2 separate regions of the Homo sapiens genome follow, and region 2 is linked to region 1. The links are chromatin loops, found by intact Hi-C in ENCODE. Cell type or tissue: K562. All regions are shown on one strand. Each heading gives the region's core, and the rest is flanking DNA. Links, peaks and the distances in the headings are about the cores only. Region 1 holds the start of LYPD6B (LY6/PLAUR domain containing 6B). Region 2 has its middle 25 kb from the start of MMADHC-DT.

What was found. Peaks named below come from ENCODE experiments on the same cell type or tissue, not always from the same donor. Only the 100,000 strongest peaks of a DNase experiment are listed, where the experiment ranks them.
Region 2: it touches region 1 in a loop (6-fold over the local background); 11 of 110 quality-filtered maps call a loop at or near these places.

Annotation. Positions count from the first base shown.
Region 1 is chr2:149,037,377-149,044,046 of GRCh38, forward strand. LYPD6B (LY6/PLAUR domain containing 6B) reads left to right here and starts at 1,323. Exons shown (of 7, transcript NM_177964.5): 1 at 1,323-1,425. RefSeq lists enhancers at 393-452, 1,666-1,715, 1,756-1,815 and silencers at 1,076-1,415, 1,426-1,585. In K562, for the core only: a CTCF peak has its summit at 3,289 (motif pointing right); a DNase peak (open chromatin) is centred at 3,265; H3K27me3 peaks cover 1,037 bases.
Region 2 is chr2:149,558,524-149,565,193 of GRCh38, forward strand. No RefSeq gene overlaps it. Among named protein-coding and RNA genes, the nearest start is that of MMADHC-DT, 25 kb to the right of the region's middle. In K562, for the core only: a CTCF peak has its summit at 2,958 (motif pointing left); a DNase peak (open chromatin) is centred at 2,958; H3K27me3 peaks cover 257 bases.

The DNA of each region.
Region 1 (6,670 bases), core at 1,168-6,167:
AACATGTGAGGAGCAGCATGACACATTACCTCGTGTGTGTGTGTGTGTGTGTGTGTGTGTGTGTGTGTGTGTGTGAGTGAAGGCCATTTGTTAAATGGAACACCTAAAAATACCATTGTTTTTGTTTTTGCGGTTGTCAGGGGCCTCAATAAATGCAAGCTGGCTCAGGAGATGCTTGACCTCAGAGGTCTGGAAAGACAGATTAGAAGTCTCAGCAGAGGACCAAACCCAGACCCCACTTCTGCAGAAGTTCTGTACCCAGGTTTCCCCACTGCAGGCATAACCAGCAGCCCCTCAAAGGCCCCAGACCAGCCAACTGTCTTTAGAAATGCAGACCCAGGATCAGCTTTGCTACCAGCCATGGAATCTTGGGTCAGTGGCCCATACTCTGAGCTGTGTTTCCACAGTGCAAGGCTGGCCGGACAGTGTTTTATTTCAGAGTTCTCCTGTCTGTGGCATCTTCAGAAGTTAAAGATTTGCTTGACCACTATAAGGTGCCCTGGGAGTGTAGACCTCCCACATCCCAGCTGCCTGGCTGGCAGTGGGTGGGGAGTAAGCAGTAGAGAGAGGACAGGTGGCCCGGAATCTAACAGCTTGCCTCTGGATTCTCCCTAGTAAGCTTGGAATGATGCTGGAGCAGCTCTGGGCCGAGGGGACCAGTCTAACGCTGGACGCAAAAGACTGGGCGCCACCTAGTCTGTTCATCAGGTATTAAATGCCCTGAGTTTTCAAAGCTCTGGTGATTCAGTAGTGGACGGGTAAGGTTCCTGCCTCTCCTGGGGCTTACCGTCCAGGGGTGGGGAGGACGTCACTATATGAAATTATCTTATTTATAGCTTAATGTCATTATTTAAAAAGGGGGAGGGAATCACTTGACGGGTGGGCAAGGTGGGGACGGGGTTGGATGGAATGGTCAAAAAAGGTCTTTCAGAGTTCTTCCAATCCTGAACTAACTCACCTGCACCCTTGGCCCAATCATTTTCACTCCCGAGGGTCTGCACTCCTCGTTTCTACATTGGTTTTCTAGGAAGAAAGGGGTTGGACCCTCCCCTCTTTAAGCTGGGTGGGGTCCGAATCCCGTGCTTCTTTCACTTCCTGAGCCGGGCTGGCTGGGTGGGAACAGGCTCCTTGCCGCCTCCCCAGCGCTGGCCACTACCACACTGCCGCCCGCCTGGGCCTCCTTTCAACCTCGTGGTGGAGCCCTGCGGTTTCCCAGCGGAGCCGGGCCCGGGGCTGCTCCCTCGCGGGCGAGGCTCACCTGTCCCGGCCCGGCCCCCTCCCGCGCCCCAGGTGGTTCAGGGCAGGGAGGAGCCGCGCCCCGCCCCGCGCGGTAGCAGCCAACGCCGGCCCCAGGCGGGTGCGCTGGGAGCCTGGGCCGGGAGCCGGGTGAGGGCGCCGAGAGGCTCGGTGGGCGCGGGCGGCGAGGTGAGCTGGGCCAGCGCAGCAGGCGGGGGCGGTGGTGGGTTCGGGACGGCTCACCCCGCGCCGGAGCGAGTGCGGGGCCGCGCGACTGCGGCGGGAGATGCGCTGCGCCCCTTCTGGGCGCGCTGGGGCAGCCAGGAGCTCGCGGGGCCGCGGGGCCGCGGGGCCGCGGGGCCGCGGCGCAGTGGCGGGGTCGGGGTCTGGTCGCTGCCTCGAGGCGAGCAGCTGCCAACATCTGGACGGGACGGGAGCAGGGGGCCGGGGCAAGGCTGGAGCGGTGTGGGTCTCTAATCGTCCAGAGCCCTGCGGGGCCAGTGACTTCGGCAGAGCCGAGGGGAGAGGAGATACTGGGGGTCAAACTGCTGGAGAGAGCGCGGAGCTGGGGCTGGGGTTCAAGGCCGATCGTGGGGCCAAGAGCGAGCGTGCCAGCTCCAGTGTTTCCCCCTGCAGCGCTTCACGCGCGACCAGCTTGGGTGCCGCCGCTTCCCTTGCCCCGGCTCTTTACTTTTGTTGTTGAATAACCTACCTTACACATTGGTTAGTTACCTGGGGCTTCTCAAAAGCCGGGTCTGGAGGCTGCTCTGACTCCAGGGGGCTTGGGTTGTGAGGCTTCAGGTCTGTATGCCCTGTGGCGTTTGGGGGGAGCTGGTGGGTGGAGGGGTGCTGTCCACCTCCCAAGGCCAGGGGATCAGAGAGTGGGAAAAGTCTAGAATGCTATTTAAATTCCAGTAACTAGCTGTGTGACCTTGGGCAAGTTACTGAACTGCTCTGAGCCTCAGTTCCCTTAAAGTAAAATAGGTATTATTAATATTATAATCATTACAACAGACTTAGGTTATATGATGTTCATGGAGTACATAGCATACTGCTTGATTTTTCCCCCTTTGTGTTGATGTGGTGATGTGTGTGTTGTGGGGTGGGGGCATTCTTTCCCACCCTGACTTGTTCATGGTTAGGCTTCCTCCAGGATGCCTTACTTGCTGACAGCATCACAGAGGCCAAGATTAGGGCTGCCAGTGCACGGGCCCTGCAGATGGAGGGGGTGTTGTCAGACTGCCCTCATCATTACCCATCGTATTTGTCAGAATTGTTTTCTTTGGGTTGGGTTTTGGTCACTTGAAAATTGCCTTATACTATGTAGAAATTGATTGGGTCACATAAATGAAAAGGTCGAGGGTTTCAGTTTAAAGCTATAGCTAGTTCCAGAGGCTCATACAAGGTTCCAGGGCTAGTTCTCTCTCTTGTATATCTTAGCTGTTTTTCTCTCTGTGTTTACTGGTTCTTAGTATGGACGATAAATAGGACTTGCACCTTCAGGCTTATCTGCTCCTTCAGAGAGAGAGACAGAGACAAAGAGGGAGAGAGAGAATCCCATCTTCTCTATCCGTATAGCAGTCTCTCTCTGTCTCTCTCTCTCTCTCTCTTTTTTTTTTTTTCTTTTGAGACAGACTCTCACTCTGTCACCCAGGCTGGAGTGCAGTGGTGTGATCTCGGCTCACTGCATGCAACCTCCACCTCCCAGGTCCAAGCGATTATCCTGCCTCAGCCTCCCAAGTAGCTGGAGTTACAGGCGCCGGCCACCACGTGGGACTAATTTTTGTATTTTTAGTGGAGATGAGGTTTCACCATGTTGGCCAGGCTGGTCTCGAACTCCTAACCTCAAGTGATCTGCCCGTCTTGGCCTCCCAAAGTGCTGGGATTATAGGAGTGAGCCACTGCACCCGGCCCCTTATAGCAATCTTATTGACATACTGGACCAAAACAGAACCAAGCCATCTCAGCAGACAGGGAGAGGTTTACACAACAGGAATGGGCACATGACCGACTGTGATTGATAGACTGGCCCACCTCTGCTGCAAGGCATGTCGGTAGGGGGCGCAATTCCCAATGAGAAGTCTGACAAAACAGGACATGTTCATTTTACTATCTCTGTCTTTGCTCACCAGCGCCTAAAGGTAGTCTGCAGTAGAATGTAGACAGCCTGAGGGCCGTATTCCATCAGTCAAGTCTTCATCTAATGCATGGAGGGCATCCTGTGTGTCCATCTTTTCATTCATTGTTTTTTGTTTATTCATTCATTCGACATATAATAAATGCTCAACATATGCCAGGGCCTCTGCCAAGGGCGAAAATGCTTGCTTTTGAGAAGCTCACAGTCTAGTTGGAAAGACAGATATGAGGATAACATCGTCTAGGACTCATCTGTCTGGGGACGTAGTGAAGACTCCCCAAAGAAACTGTAGTTGAGCTTTGAATTGAAAATGAGCTCCAGCCTGGGCAGCAGAGCAAGACTCCGTCTCAAAAAAAAAAAAAAAAAAAAGAAAATGAGAAGGGCTGGTCTAGGAGAAAAATTCTAGGCCATGTGGTAGGATTCCAGAGGGACACTTTTTGTTGTAATATGTTTAGGTTACTCTACTTTCTTGCTTAGAACATCTGAAGGTAGGTCGTTCGAAGTGGCCACAGCTCTTTGGTGGCTTCTAGAAAATTATCTTCTTTTTCCAGGGTGACTAGAGCTCCATCATGCCTTCACATGACAACATCCAAAGCAGAAAAAAGAAGGCCGGGGCTTGCTGCTTAATCTTTCTCTAGATAATAAAGGACAAATTTTCCCCGAAGTTCCCCGCGTCACTGGCCAAAGTGGTCTAACGCTTACCCTGAAACCAGTCATTGGCAAAGGAGAAGAGGGGCCCATGATTGTTTTGCCCAAGCTATTTTCCGGAGCTGTAGGAGGGGCTCACCTACCTGAGCATCCATGCTCCATGTCTGAACACAATCAGAATTCTGTTAGCAAGGAGGAAAGTGAGACTGCCTGTTGGGCTGTTAGGTAGGCAACAAACTGTGTCTCCCAGAGGTGGGGACAGGTGATGCAAGGTCTGGCACAGATTGGTAATCAGAAGTCCAATACCATGGGAGATGCCTAGGGTGTGGCTGAGGGGAGGAAAGGAGCTGAGGTTGGAAAAGTAAGTAAAGACAGGACTACCCTGTATTAGATTCCATGGATGTCACTAAGAAGCATAGTAAATCTTGGTCCAATTCCTCAACAAGCTTACACCTGAAACCTGGAAAAGCTTCTCTGAGTTTTCCATACTCCCAATAGTAATAGCAACAGTGGCTCACTCTATGGTGGCAATTCTCAAGGGGTGGATTGGGGTGGAGGAGTTTCAGAAGAGTTTCAAACCCTGTGTAGTTTGAAAAGCCTCACATATGATTTTGCTGGGCACCCACTGCCTACCTTCCCCGGAAACTCCCTGTCCCTCTCTTGAGAACACTTAGTTGCTCTAAATCATGACTTTGTTTCAGTATTGTTAACTGTCTTCAAACTAACAGGCTGGGACTTGGTGAAGATGCAATTAATGGTAGATCCTGGACTAGTAAACAATTCTCCTGATGCTAAGTCCAAAGAGCGATAACTTTGGTAGTTGCATTTAGTAGGAAACCAGCCTCTACCATGAACTGCTTTGAAATCATGTATCCTATTTTCATCTGAAATGTGAAGTGAGTGCTGCACTTTGTTTCTGCTTTATATGGTAGACATTGGTGGACATTGGTGCTGGACTTTTGGAATCAGATTGGGCAACCAAGGATGCCGCTTCTCATGATCCTCTATCCTCAATATCTAGTTAGCAAAGAAATTGGCAAAAAGACATGATCACTAATGCTGGAAGAAAGCAGAAGTGGAGGGCAGCATATTTTCCTGTTTTCAGCAACAATACTGCCATGGGCTGGCCAGGATCACTGGAAGAATGTGAGGGAATGAGGTAGAGAGAAATGCCTTGGGCAGTCATTTATTTCACAAATATTTATTGAGCATCTACTGTGTGCCAGACACTGTTCTAGGTGCTGGGGATTGGAGCTTACAGTCTACTAGATGGAGACATTTATTTATGTTTTGTCTAATAAGTCAGGCGGTGAGAAGTACAGAAATAAAAAATAAAATAGATCCAGACAAGAGTGCAGTCATTAGAAACAAACTGGATATAGTGCTGGAAATCATGGCTTATTCTCTCTTGTTTCCAGCAGAGCTATATGGTCTAAGCAGGTAGGGTTTTGGGCAAAAAGGACAGGTGTTCATGTGGAAAAAGACAGTTAAATGTTAAATAACTCAATTTTATAGGATTTCTTTCATGCAGAATTTCTTTGATTGTTTGTTATAACTCACATTGTTCCTAAATATGATTTATAATGACTTACAAAAACATGGTACCAGGTCATGAGAAATAAATGTAGAAACATGAGCAAAGGGAAAATAAGGGTCATTTCTTTCATCATTATGTTCCAGAATTGTTTAGTTTTGGTAGCAGGGAAAGGAAGAAATACGGTGGTTACAAATGTGGTGATTCATGCTCAGGGTTCATTATTTAAAAGAAGAGAAAATAAATTTTGATGCCTCAGGAACTTGTACTTTCTTTTGGTGTTTAAAGAATCAATTTTATTTGATAGAAAAAGTGGTCTCTTTACTAAGGACTTGTATGAAATTTATCTCCTGAATTCAAAGAAAACTAACTTCTTTTGGGTCAATATAAAGTACACCAAAAGTTAACAGATCAAAAGTCCAATTCCAAAGTTAAATAATATGCTACAGATACAAATTGATGAGAGGTTATGTTTGGACCCATTACTGCCTGGAAAAAACAGAAACGCAAATAAAATTTTAAAGTGTTGAAGTGTTTTGCAGAGGTAATTTTAACTACTTGCTTTTATTGAGTTTTCTTGTTGTTCAGTACAATAATTTGGATATAAGTCTTGTGTCAGAAATGTAATTTGTAAATTACTTCTCCCAGCGACTGCCTTGTCATTTTTATTCCCTTAACAATGTCTTCTCAGAGCAAAAGTTTTAATTTTGATAAACCAGTTTATCGATTTTTTAATACATCCAACTTTTATTGTTGTATTGAGGAATTCTCTAACTAACCAAAAAGTCTTGAACATTTCTATTTTCTTCTAGAAGTTTCATGTTTTATGTTTTACACTTAGGTCTATGATCCATTTTACTTTAATTTTTGTATAAGGGATAAAGTATGAGTCAAAGGTATTTTCTTTTTGGTATGTGGGAGTCCAAATGTTCCAGCACCATTTGTTGAAATGACTGTCCTTTCTTCCCTTGAATTGTCTTAGAGCTTTTGTCACTAATCAATTAGCTAAAATGTAAGGGTTTATTACTAGACTCTCAATTCAGTTCCATTGATCTGTATGCTTACTTCATGCCAACACTACAGTATCTTGATTATTGTGGCTTTAGAATACATTT
Region 2 (6,670 bases), core at 1,069-6,068, 520 kb after region 1:
GACATGAAGTATGTCAGCATCAAACGTCAAACTTTACTAATTCAGAGTGGACGTATATTGGATATGATTAAGTAAAAAGCAAAGGAAAGGTGTAGAGTTTGAGAAAACCTCTGTGAATCATAAAATTTTAAATGATTTAATTATTTTTATACCGTGTTAGTCCGTTTGGGCTGGTTTGACAGAATACCACAAACTGGGTAATTTATAGTTAGAGGTAAACTTGAACAATTTGGGTTTGAACTGCCCGGGTCCACTCATATTCAGATTTCCTTCTGCCTCTGCCACCCCTGAGACAGCAAGAACAATCCCTCCTCTACCTCCTCCTCCTCAGCCTTCTCAACATGAAGACAATGAGGATGAAGACCTTCATGAGGAGCCCCTTCCACTTAATAAAGAGTAAATATATTTTCTCTTCTTCATGATTTTTTTTTTAACATTTTCTTTTCTCTAGTTTATTTCCCAGCACTTTGGGAGGCCTAGGCGGCGGATCACGAGGTCAGGAGATCGAGACTATCCTGGCTAACATGGTGAAACCCCGTCTCTACTAAAAATACAAAAAGTAGCCGGGCGTGGTGGCAAGTGCCTGTAGTCCGAGCTCCTCAGGAGGCTGAGGCAGGAGAATGGCGTGAACCCAGGAGGCTGAGGCAGGAGAATGGCGTGAACCCAGGAGGCGGAGCTTGCAGTGAGCTGAGATCGCGCCACTGCACTCCAGCCCAAGGAAAAAAAAAATTCAGAATGTAATACATTTAACATACAAAATATGTTAACTACTCATGTTGCCAACAAGGCTTCCAGTCAACAGTAGGCTGTCAGTAGTTCAGTTTCTGGGGAGTCAAAAGTTATATGTGGATTTTTGACTCAGCCTGGGGTTGGGGTGGTCGGCACCCCTAATCCCCCTCTTGAACTGTAATAGAAATTTCTCACTGTTCAGGGTGCTGGCAGATGGGGTGTGTGGTAAGGGCTCTTTCTCTGCTTCCAAGATGGTGCTTTGTTGCTGCACCGTCTGCAGGGATGAACAGTGTCCTCACATGGCAAAGGGAGGGAAGGGTAGAAGGGTCAAGGCGCTCTCTGAAAAGGGCATTAATCCCATTCACAAGGCAGAGTCCTCATAACTTAATCACTCTCCCAAAGGCTCCACCTCTTAATATTACCAACTTGGTGTTTGAGTTCCCACCTATGAATTTTGGAGGGACAGGTACATTAAAACCATACAGCGATGGCAGGCAATGATAGAAGTAGCAAAGGGCTTGCTGTAATCTATTTTAATAAGTAGAAGGCATTGTGTACAACAGAATGCCTGACATAATTGTTCAAGATCAAATTAATAGCCCCATCATCTCAAGTATCTATGCTGCTATGTGACAGATGCATTCCTAGGAAATCTTGCATGATAAAAAAAAATTAATAGACCAAACAGGAATTTTAAATGCATACCATTATTGTTTCTGAAGAAATTTCAATAATAAAGGTGCTTTCTTATACCCGTAAGTGTATAACTATGAAACCTAAATATTAATGAGCAAATATAGTATTTTATCATATCAAAAGACCTTTCTTTATTAGTCCTGGCACTACCACTAGCCAGAACTTCTTGCCATTTATATAATCACCGATACAATAAATGGAGCAGAGCTGCTCAAATAAAGAGTACAATGAGTTTCCCTTTTCAGAGTGGAGAAGCTTCCTAATTAAGACTGCATTGCAAATACATTACCATGTAATGCAAATTGATGGAATTATAAAAGTCTATACTGTAATTAAAAATTTTTTTCATAAAAAATAAAATGTTAAAGTCACTTACCTGAATTATCAGAAATTGCCAATTAGACAAGAAGTAGTTCATGGACTAAGACCCAGAAAAGCTGTATTCTAGATTTGCCAATTCTAACCTTGGGCAAATCATTAAACTTTTCAAGGCTTGAGTTTTCTCATCCAAGAAATAAAGGGCAGGACTAGACAATTTTTAAGACCTCCCAAATCAATATTTTTATACTCTTTTATTTTTCTTGTCTACAAGGCTATTATTTGTGTGAAGTTATGTTACTTACTTACTTTGACCTTGAAGTTCAATGTGTCTATTCCCACATAACTTTTCAAATAATTAGAATATAATTTCTTAATATTAAAATAATTATAAATCTTGAGTTTTCTTTTACTATTCACAAGACACTTTGGATTTTGCCATGGTCTGTTCTAAATACTGCATAGTAACATGACAAAATTGAATTGGTTCATTTTTTCATGCAGTTTCTCTGCATTTCACATAGTATGTTTTTAATGACTCTGTAACACCATAATACATTACTACACTTCTAAAGTTCAATAGTTTACCCTTACTAATTTTTTGCTTTCATGTCAGAGCCACACTCCCCCCCCGCTTTTTTTTTTTTTTTGGCAGGAATGGAGGCACTAAATAATTGCTTAACAACTAAAAATTAATTTTAAATCTCAGATCATGTCGGATCTTTTGACTAAACACAGTACTCCCAATTCCAGGATTTCTTGACTGCGTGCTGGTGAGAAAGAATTTGACCATCTCACACCAGGTCTTTTTGCTGCCTCTTGCCTTATTTCCCTAAGTGCCTAGGAGTGCTCCCTTATCTTTCTTCTGATTCAAGACACTAGATTGTATTGTGACACAGATTGATACTTTTCTAGAAACTCACAATTTTAAAAATGATAAAAATTACATGTATAATGATTGAACAACATGACCCTGCATCAGGCATTCATTTTCTATTTCATAGCTCAAGTAATGGCATCTAGGAAATAGCACTAGAAAAAAATGCTAGTTTCTAAAAAGTCAAAACAATGAAGTAATTATCAATGTACAGGAACTTTTCTTTCTAAATGGTTTACATTTCAAACATGCAGAATTGATAAGGTAATTTTTTTTTTCTTGGCCAAACTACAAGCCTCAAATTTGAGGAATTTCAAGGTAATTAAATGGTGCCACCTATTGGCCAAATGTATCACTGCAGCCTATCTTTTTAAATATAGAGGATGTTCAATAAAGTTGGCAAAATCCTAAGTGCAAAATTAGAGGTTCTTATCCATTTGAGACAGTCACATTTGTGAATAAATTTTAATGCAATATTTTAAATTAGATAACATATCTCAAATATATAGCTATTTTGTTGTTAGAAGGTTTGTCCACAAGGGGGGTGTGTGTGTGTATGTATGAATAAGAAATACATATATATGCTCATGAAAAGGACACTCATTGTAGCATTAGGTTATTTTTCACTCTGAAATGGAGGGGCATACTGGAAAAGCTAATAGCTAAAGGCAATCCTGGACTTACAATAGCTCTTTCTGCTGGTTGGGACTAAACAGTACCTACAACACTGGGGATCTAGTATTGGAAATGACTGTAATAGTTTTTTCATACAACTTATGGAATTAGTTAATCTCAGTGATTTTCAGTTATCCTTCATAATACAGTATCAGAAAAGGGGTTCTCATAGTAGGCTTCTACAGAGTCTTTAACTTGCCCATGAAAATAAATGTCACTTTAAAATGAAAGCCAGAATTAATTTAAGAAGCAGGCCACGAGTTCTGGTAGCCCTAAAGAATAAACTGCTTCTTTTTTGCTTTATTGTGACTCTCCTAATTTGTTGAGAGGAATATTAGTTGTATCTCTATTTTAGATTCCATGACCAACTTGCAGGTTTTTTTTTTCAATATGCTAAAATATTTTTTGCTTCTTAGAGACACTGTCTTGAATTAACATGGACTTTTGGCTAATCTACATAAAACTACACTGTAGGTTAACCTACATTTATTCTAAAAAAACTGTAACATAAATAGAGAGCAATCTAGAAGCCAAGTGCTCATTCATTTGAGATTAATTGCCTCTTCAGATCACTAATTCATGCTCCAGTGTCCCAGGAGAGTTATTTCCCATGAGTGACCACTTGACTCAGAAGGTATTTTAACTCATCCAGGCTTCGTACAGGACAAATCTTATTACTGTAACTTAGTTACACGGCCATAAACATAGTTTCCCTTTCTCTTTCTCAGCTTGTTTACTTAGTACCAGAAGAAAGTCTCCTCTGTGACCACTGGTGACTTAACTCAGTTTGAATGGGCACAAATCCAGCAACTGACAACATTGTGTGACACTGAAAATTGAGTTCATATTATTTAAAATAACTTTAAACAAGGGTAAATGAAGTCACATTCACTGTAAGCAAACAAGGAATAGACCTCATGTCCTTCTGCAATCAAAAAGGGATGTGAAAAATAAAATTCTTATAAAATTGTTGTTGATTTCAATGTCGAAGATCTTAGTCACAAATTTAAAACAAACAGGAGAGATAAAATAGCAATTAATGAACAGTAACCATGAACCTTCAAAGGCAACAACCTGAAATTATAAACTGATGAGCCATGGAGGCACTATTTAACCCGGGAAGTGCTGCTTTTCTAGGGTGCTCAAAGCTTGTACTCTTTTTGGCTTTAGTATTTTTTTTAATTTTGAGTCCCTCTACAATTTTACCATTAAAAATAACTGTCATTTGATAGCAATGTTGTCATTCACACAGTCACCAGATTCAGCAAATATAAAAAGGAAGACACTAAGATAAATTTGAATTTCAGATACAAATTTTTTTTTAGTATATGTACTATTCAATATTTGGGAGACAGGCAGTGTATTTCATTAAATATACTATCACAATTGTGCTGATAAAATAGTGCTACAATTGTAAAACAGGTTAAACTAGTCTGAAACTATGGTCATGCATATCTTAACTACGGGGATATGTTCTGAGAAATGGGTAGTTAGGAGACTTCATCATTGTGTGAATATCAAGAGTGTACAAAACCTGGATTGTATAACCTACTATACACCTGGGTTCTAATAGTATAGGCTATTGCTCCTAGGCTAAAAACCTGTACAGCATGTTACTGTACTGAATACTGTAGGCAACTGTAACACAATGTTTTTGTGTATCTAAACATAGAAAAGTACAGTAAAAATAGGACTACTATCATATTTGTGGTCCAACCTTGACAGAAACGTTGTTATATGGTGCATGACTTCAATTAAAGATCTCTACACCAGGTTTTTGGATTAAAGCGGATACATGACAAAGCTCCAGTTTGACCTCAACAAATCTAGATTTACTCTTCTGAATCATCATTAAGTTGATCAGCATCTAATTCACATCTATTACTGAACATCTATGTGACAGGAACTGTGCTCAACCATTCTTCCTGTAACAAAACTGGACTTCCTGGCAGGCACTTGTTCGTGAAGTCTGTGACAAGGATGACTTTAAACTATTTAAAAACTACTAAAAATTAAATTTGTAGCAAAATGGCATATACAGCTACAACATAAGCTATGAGTACAAACCAGTGTTTAAAAAGTTTAATACCTATTTTTGTACTACTGAATTGCCACTCATTTTAAATAGAGTGGCAATTTAATGACACAAAATCTTTATACTAGGAGATGTAAGAAGTTGTAACTTAAATATAATCCTATCTACATAAAATTAAAGCAATTAGAGACTCTATTTTTATATAGAACGAGATCAAAGCAGATTATAGCATTGCAACCCTACCTGTTTAGTCTATTTTCATTTAAAGGAAACAAAGTTAGTGACTATGCCATTTCATATAAATACACTGTGCCCAAAATGCAACATTTCATGAAATAACTGAAACAGTGAAAGAACTGTTAGATTGATTGAGAGGAAATCTACATGGATGACTCAATGTTAGAAACCCTAAGCATGATTTAACTATCCAAGGATTAAGAGGTTCTGGGAAAACTCTTAAAAGCTCTTGGCAAAAATGATCATGCTATAAATAATGTAAACCATGTCTAATAACAGTAAGAAAAATAAAATGCTTTGAAAACTTGTTTTATATAATGTAAGCATTAATGTATAATTAAAACTCTAGCTAAACGTTTAAAAAGAAAATAATTTTGCTTCAAAATTTCCTTTACCTATAAATTTTAGTTCCTTTTTAAAAACTGGACTCAGTTTAAGGGCCCTTTGCTGGCATCATTTATTTTTGAATAGGTTCTCCCACTATTTTAAGAGTGGATTTGATTGTATTTTTAAAAACTTTATTGGAGTATACTACACATACAAAAAAGTGCACCTAAGTTTGTACAACTGAATTCATCATGTGGTCAATACTCAAATTCAGAAAAACATAACAGAACACAAAACATTACCAACATTCCAGAATCCTTTTTGTCCTTTCTTCCAGTCAATTCTTCCTTTCCCAAGGGTAAGCACTATCCTGACTTGTAGCAGCATAGTTGTGTTTTTGTATTTCATATTAATAGAATTACATAGGATGTACTACTGCGTCTGGCTTCTTTGGTATATTGTTTATTACTTTCATCCATTTTGTTGCTAGTTATAAAGCATTTATTCTCATTATTATATAGTATCCCATTACGTGAATGTGACACAACTGAATTGACAAAAATAATTCTAGTGTGCATTTGAGTAGTTTCTTACTTTTGGTTATTTAGCACCGGTATAGACTTTTACATGAGTAAACATCTTTTGGTGAATATATACATACATAAACACACACACACACACATATATGCATTTCCGGTTGGTCTATACCTCAGAGTGAAAGTGCCAGGTCCTAGGGCACATTGAGCCTTAGAACTGTCAGTTTTCCAAAGTATTTA